2 separate regions of the Homo sapiens genome follow, and region 1 is linked to region 2. A link is a contact called in ENCODE Hi-C or POLR2A ChIA-PET data. All regions are on one chromosome and are shown on one strand. Each heading gives the region's core, a stretch centred on a gene start or an enhancer-like site at or near the end of the contact. The rest is flanking DNA. Distances are from core to core; before and after follow the strand shown.

Region 1 (3,639 bases), core at 175-2,674, 110 kb after region 2:
GACAGCTCTTAAGAGATAAGCAGAATTTGCAGTACAGCAGCAATCTATGTTTCACAAACTGCCACAGTAAATAATCTATCCTGTGTTATTGTTTTCTGTGGAATTCTCAAGCAGCAAGAGGGAATATTACCATGTAATCATTTCCCTTTATTTCAGTAATTTAAAGAGTGAAAACCTTGGAGCTTTTTTCTCCTTGAGAGACCAGAGCATATTTGTGGGTCCAATAACACCTTTGCAAAACAGAAGAAACATTAACTTTATCTTTATATTATCCAGGCAGAAGAATGCATTCTAATAAGCAATGAAGTGAAAAACCCTACTGTGATTGAATTTATTTTTCCATAGAAATGCAGGAAATAGTCATGAATGTTTTACTAAAATGCTTCCTAATCATAAGTGTATATCCGTGTCTTCACAAGTCATGTTTTTGAGCACTGCAACTCTCCAAGCCAGCAAAGAACTCTGTAAAATTGTCTTTAATCCCTCACAAATGACTCAGGAGTCCCACTGAGGCTTTATCACGTATTATTTAATAAATTCATGAATCTACAAACCAGAAGATGTGGAAAAACCATAGCAACCAGGAGCAAGATTGGAGAAGTTGGCCAGGGTTGAAGGACGCTAGGAGGCACATACAGCCTTCCTGAGCTCTGAAGCCCCTCCCTCCCGGCCCACCCCACATCACTTGACGTTGCCTTAGCCACACCTCTGCCTTCCGCAGACTCAGTACAGGAACTTGCAGCAGAATGGGCTTCAAGAGTTTAACTGCTCTAGTCACCTGCCTTCAGATAAATTATTAACACTTTATACATGAGGAAAATAAGACCCTAAGACTTTAAGTAGCTTGTCCAAAGTCACAGATTAATACATAGAAGAAGAATATGTAGGATGAACAAGCCTAGAATCTCATGTATGACATGAGGACTATAGTTAAGAAAATTATATTGTATTTTTGTTAATAAATAAATTTTAGCTTTTCTTGTTACAAAAAGAAGTAACTATGTGAGATGATAGACATGTTAATTTGCTTTATGACAGGACTATTTTACTATCTATATGTATCCCATAACATTGTGTTGTAAACCTCAAATATATACAATACAATTTATTAGAAACAATAAACAGAGAATGATAACTAAAGTCCTGATCTTCCTAGCACAATACTTTTACCAACTCCAATTTTTGCATGTTCTGGCTCTACAAATGAGATGAGGGAAAAGAGAACACAAATTCCCTATACATTTCTGATGCAGTAAACATAGCAATTGAAAATAGAATGCTGGAACTGTAATTCATGTGTAAAATTACACTCACTGATAAAAAATTTTTTCACATTACAGTAAATTTGCCCTTGAGAAAACGTGGTGAAATATTTCAGGTATTATTTTCTGTCAGCCTAGCCAACACGACCCAGGGTACTTTTATTCTTTCCAAGTCCTCATAATTGCTAGAGAATTTGTTCATTTCTTTAATGATAAATATTGTAGGAACACGAGAGCAGGTGTCCCTGAAATAACATTAATTAGGCAAACTAAAATCACATATGCATAAAGAACAAGAACAAAAGTTCTCTATTTAGAGCTAGTAAAAGCATGACTGGTATAAAGCTTACTGTCACGTTGTTGTCATTGTCACCATCATCATCCTTGTTATCATCTAATCGCAAGGCAATCTCACTAAAGACAGACAGAATTCTCATATTCTTTCACGGTCCCTAATGAGATTACCTTAACCCTATCCCTAGCTCTGCACATCCTGTGACATTAAATGATGCTTGTAAAGGACCATCTCTGCTAGATAATTTTGGTATTTTCATTCTTTTCTGAAAATCAGTACAGATTACCCAGGCTTTGCACCCCCAGAGGATCTGAGTCAGTGTTTTGGGATAGAGCCCAGCCATCGGTATGTTGTAAAAGCTCCCCAGGTGATTCTGATGAATCAAAACACAGAAGACTGGGCTCTGTCCCAGAATGACTGACTCAGAATCTCTGGGGCTCAAGGCCTGGGAGACATTCACTTCAAAAAACCTCCCCTGGGTGACTCAGATGCATATCAGAGAGTGAGAAATGCTCTCCTCAATTGACAGGCATAAATCTATCCACAACATCAGGAGGATACACCGGAGTTACAACCAATATCAAATGAATATTTGAATACAGACTCCAGCCATGGCCATAGCTAATCTCCCGTTGGCTTTCCAATTTGGATAAATGCTAAATTTGCTCATTAGGGTAGCTGTTGGCATATTTAAATATACCATGGAGACTGCAACTTTAGTGCATCTCTTGCATTTTCATATATTCACAAATCACCTTTATGAAGACTAGCTTCACAGAAAATAATTTTTTAAATGCACGTTAACAAGAACAGAAACCAAGCAACAGCCTCAATTTGAGAAAATGTTTAATTTTACCATAGGAATCTTTTTGTTCCCTCTCTTCACATGTTAAAATAAATCTGAGGCTATTTACAAAACCTTGTGCTGAATTAAGTGAAACACAAATGAAACAACCCTCATTATTAAAAGTCTATAAATTAAAATAATAACAAAGGCTGACCCCAAACTCCACCTAAGATGAGAGCAACCCGACATTTCAAGAAGAAACACTTTCCCAGAGAACAAGTCATGAAGCATGACATCTTAAAACTCCAGAGTACAAAATGTCAACACCAAAAGGACTGAGTTGGTAAAAATTGAGAAAGAGTGGGTACTGAGAAGTAAAATCTGTTTCAAACAAAACTAACTCCTGCAAGATTTTGCACTTCACTGAATAACTACAGCACATTGGTGTGTTCATTTTTTTCTTTTTTCTCTACAGATTCATTCCTTCTACTTTGTACAAGCCCTAACAGTAAGCTATAAAAATGTCATAAATTATTACAGTGCAAATAGTGTAAAATCTTATGCTCACAAGGAGGTCCAAAGTGGTAATCATGCATTCCTTAGTTTGAAATACAAAGAAAAACATGCTTTTTGCTTACAAAGTAAAATGATGACAATTGCAAAACATCTCAGTAGAACTGGTACCTAATTTCTGTTGCCAGTGAAGGGAGGGGAGATATTAGGACAGGTGTTAGAAAGGACAATGGTATAACTAAACCGTCATTCACTTAATGGAAGTCCCAGTATGATGAAAGAACAATGTTATTTTTAGATCAAATCCTTCCTATCCAGCATGTCAGTATAAAAATTGCTTCTCAGAGAACCAAAATAGGCCGGGCACAGTGGCTCATGCCTGTAATCCTAACACTTTAGGAGGCCGAGGTAGGCGGATCACCTGAGGTCAGGAGTTCGAGACCAGCATGGCCAGCATGGCCAGCATGGCGAAACCCCATCTCTACTAAAACTACAAAAATTAACTAGGTATGGTGGTGCATGCCTGTAATCTCAGCTACTCAGGAGGCTGAGGCAGGAGAATTGCTTGAACCCAGAAGGCAGAGATTGCAGTGGGCCGAGATCGCACCACTGCACTCCAGCCTGGGTAACAGAGGGAGACTCTGTCTCAAAAACAAAACAAAACAAAACAAAAATAACCAAACTAGAATGGTTGAAGTATTAACAGACCAATACAGAAGTTGCTGTTTGCCACAGAAACATGAAAATAGAACCAGTGTTATTCACTGTGCCCATGGGGCAAC
Region 2 (3,487 bases), core at 41-2,540:
AGTGGTATATACGTGATTGGGCTCAAGCAGGTCCTGAAGGCGTAAGTCAGTTACATGAGGAAGTAGTTCAAATGCCCATGGTCTCCACTCCTGCCATCCTGCATTCTCCCCCCCAGCCTGCACCAGTGGCCTCATGGGGAGTTCCCTATGGTCAGTTGACAGAGGAAGAGAAGACTAGGGCTTGGTTCACAGATGGTTCTGCACGATATGCAGGCACCACTCGGAAGTAGACAGCTGCAGCACTACAGCCCCTTTTTAGGACATCCCTGAAGGACAGCGATGAAAGGAAATCTTCCCAGTGGGCAGAACTTTGAGCAGTGCACCTGGTTGTGCACTTTTCATGGAAGGAGAAATGGCCAGATATGTGATTATATAATAAGTCATGGGCTGTAGCCAATGGTTTGGCTTGATGGTCAGTGACTTGGAAGAAGCATGATTGGAAAATCAATGACAAAGAAATCTGGGGAAGAGATAAGTGGATGGACCTCTTTGTGGTGTGGTAAAAAAACTGTGAGGATACTTGGATCCCAAGTGAGTGCTCACCAATGGGTGACCCCAGCAGAGGAGGATTTTAATAATCAAGTGGAAAGCATGACCATTCTGTGGACACCTGTCAGCCTCTTTACCCAGCCACCCCTCATCACCCAATGGGCCCATGAACAAAGTGGCCATGGTGGCAGGGATGAAGGTTGCACATGGGCTCAGCAACATGGACTTCCACTCACCAAGGCTGACCTGGCTATGGTCACTGCTGAGTGCCCAATTTGCCAGCAGTAGAGACCAACACTGAGCCCTCGATATGGCACCATTCCTCGGGGTGATCAGACAGCTACCTCGTGGCAGGTTGATTATACTGGACATCTTCCAACATGGAAAGGGTAGAGGTTTGTCCTCAATGGAATAAACACTTACTCCAGATACGGGTTTGCCTATCCTGCATGCAATGCTTCTGCCAAGACTACCATCCATAGACTCATGGAATGCCTTATCTGCCATTATGGTATTCCACACAGCATTGTTTCTGCCCAGGCACTCACTTTACAGCAAAAGAAGTGTGGCAGTCAGCTCATCCTCATGGAACTCACTGGTCTTATCATGTTGCCCATCATCCTGAAGCAGCTGGATTAATAGAACAGTGGAATGATCTTTTGAAGTCACACTAACAATGCCAACTAGGTGACAATACTTTGCAGGGCTGGGGCAAAGTTCTCCAGAAGGCCATGTATACTCTGAATCAGCGTCCAATATATGGTACTGTTTCTGTCATAGCCAGGATTCATAGGTTCAGGAATCAAGGGGTGGAAGTGCAAGTGGCATGACTCACCATCACCTCTAGTGATTCACTAGCAAAATTTTTGCTTCCTGTTTTCACAACATTAAGTTTTGCTGGCCTAGATGTCTTACTTCCAGAGGGAGGAACACTGCCTCCAGGAGACACAACAATGATTCCATTAAACTAGAAGTTAGGATTGCCAACTGGATACTTTGGGATCCTCTTACCTTTAAGTCAACAGGTTAAGAAGGGAGTTACAGTGTTGGCTGGGGTGATTGACCCAGACTATCAAGACTAAATCAGTCTACTACTCCACAACAGAGGCAAGGAAGAGTATGCACGGAATTCAGGAGATCCATTAGGGCATCTCTTAGTATTACCATGCCCTGGGATTAAGGTCAATGGGAAACTATAATAGCCCAACCCAGGCAGGACTACAAATGACCCAGACCCTTCAGGAATGAAGGTTTGGGTCACTCTACCAGAAAAAAAACCAGACTTGCTGAGGTGCTTGATGAAGGCAAAGGGAATACAGAATGGGTAGTAGAAGAAGGTAGTCATCAATACCAGCTATGACCACATGACCAGCTGCAGAAACAAGGACTGCAATTGTCATTAATACTTCCTCCTTCTTTTGTTAAAAACATGTTTGTGCATATATACACTTGTACTAATATATTTTATTTCCTTTTCCTTTATCACATGACGTAAGATTTATTGACTTCATATCAGCATTTAAGTATTGTTAACTTTATGTAATAGTATTTGGGTTGGTGATTAGTGTGTTCATGGTTGTACAAAGGATAGCTATATTATTTTAGGTGTGATTGTGACCTTATTATTGTCTTTATTCAATGATTATGTATGATCTCAGGAGATGTGTATGGGTTCAAGTTGACAAGGGGTGGACCTGTGATGGTTAATACTGAGTGTCAACTTGATTGGACTGAAGGATGCAAATTATTCATCTTGGGTGTGTCTGTGATGGTGTTGCCAAAGGAAGTTAGCATTTGAATTAGTGGGCTGGGAAAGGCAGGCCCACCCTTAATTTGGGTGGGCAGCATCTAATCAGCTGCCAGCACAGCTAGAATATAAAGCAGGTAGAAAAACACAAAAAGGCTAGACTGGCCTAGCTTCCCAGCCTACATCTTTCTCCCGTGCTGGATGCTTCCTGCCCTCAAACATCGGACTCCAAGTTCTTCAGTTTGGGGACTTGGACTGGCTCTCCTTGCTGCTCAGCTTGCAGATGGCCTATTGTGGGACCTTGTGATCGTGTGAGTTAATACTTAATAAGCTCATATATATATGTATATATGTACATATATATATATATGTATTCTATTAGTTATGTCCCTCTAGAGAACCCTAATACATAGACTTTCCAATTTATTGGTATATAGTAGCCACTAATGATCTTTTGAATTTCTGTGATATAAGTTGTAATGTCTCCTTTTTCATCTCTGATTTTATTTGGATATTCTCTATTTTTTGTTAGACTGGCTAAAGTTTTGTCAATTTTATCTTTTCAAAAAACCAGTTTATGTTTTGTTGATCTTTTATGTTTTCTTCATTTCAAATTCACTTATTTTTGCTCTGATTTTTATTTCTTCTACTAATTTTGGGTTCAGTTTACTCTTGTTTTTCTAGTTAAGATGCATCATTAGGTTATTTTTAGCTTTTTTTTTTTCTTTTTTAACATAGGCACTTATAGCTATACACTTTCCTCCTAGTACTGCTTTCACTGTGTCCCATAGGTTTTGGTATGTGGTGTTTCCATTATCATTTGTTTCAACACAATTTCCAATTTCTTCCTTAATTTCTTCATTTACCCACTGGTCATTCAGGAGAACATTAATTTCTATGCGTTTTTATAGTTTGCAATATCTTGTTATTGATTTTTATTTTTATTCCATTGTGGTCAGAGAAGATGCTTGATACTATTTCATTTTTCTGAATGTTTTAAGACTTGTTTAATGACCTAACATGTGGTCTATCCTTGAGAATGAACCATGTGCTGAGGAGGAAATCATGTATTGTGCAGCCATTGGATGAAATGTTCTGTAAATATCTATTAGTTCCATTTGTTCCACAGTGAAGATTAAGTCCAATGTTTCTTGGTTGATTTTCTGTATGGGAGATCTGTTCAGTGCTGAAGGTGAGGTGTTGAAATCTCCAGATATTATTGTATTGGGATTTATCTCTCTCTTCAGCTCT

Evidence for each region. Hi-C counts contacts between places; a loop is a spot of excess contacts on that map. ChIA-PET counts read pairs that join two places held with the same protein, here RNA polymerase II (POLR2A). Pooled maps may share reads with other maps.
Region 1: a map of mammary epithelial cell shows a loop between it and region 2 (2.1-fold over the local background). The contact joins two enhancer-like sites. A Hi-C loop is called at or near these places in 1 of 168 maps with a recorded cell type or tissue (mammary epithelial cell), 1 of 37 single-sample maps with no recorded cell type and 2 of 50 pooled maps. POLR2A ChIA-PET finds 5 or more read pairs at or near these places in 2 of 52 experiments (A673 and MCF 10A).

The regions. Positions count from the first base shown.
Region 1 is chr14:57,831,524-57,835,162 of GRCh38, forward strand. The region is part of intron 1 of SLC35F4 (solute carrier family 35 member F4); the gene reads right to left. Among named protein-coding and RNA genes, the nearest start is that of SLC35F4, 33 kb to the right of the region's middle. Within about 2 kb of position 1,425, at least 3 of the 41 ENCODE cell types and tissues checked have a DNase peak (open chromatin) inside an H3K27ac peak, as active enhancers do.
Region 2 is chr14:57,724,546-57,728,032 of GRCh38, forward strand. All of the region lies in intron 1 of SLC35F4 (solute carrier family 35 member F4), which reads right to left. Among named protein-coding and RNA genes, the nearest start is that of SLC35F4, 140 kb to the right of the region's middle. Within about 2 kb of position 1,291, at least 2 of the 41 ENCODE cell types and tissues checked have a DNase peak (open chromatin) inside an H3K27ac peak, as active enhancers do.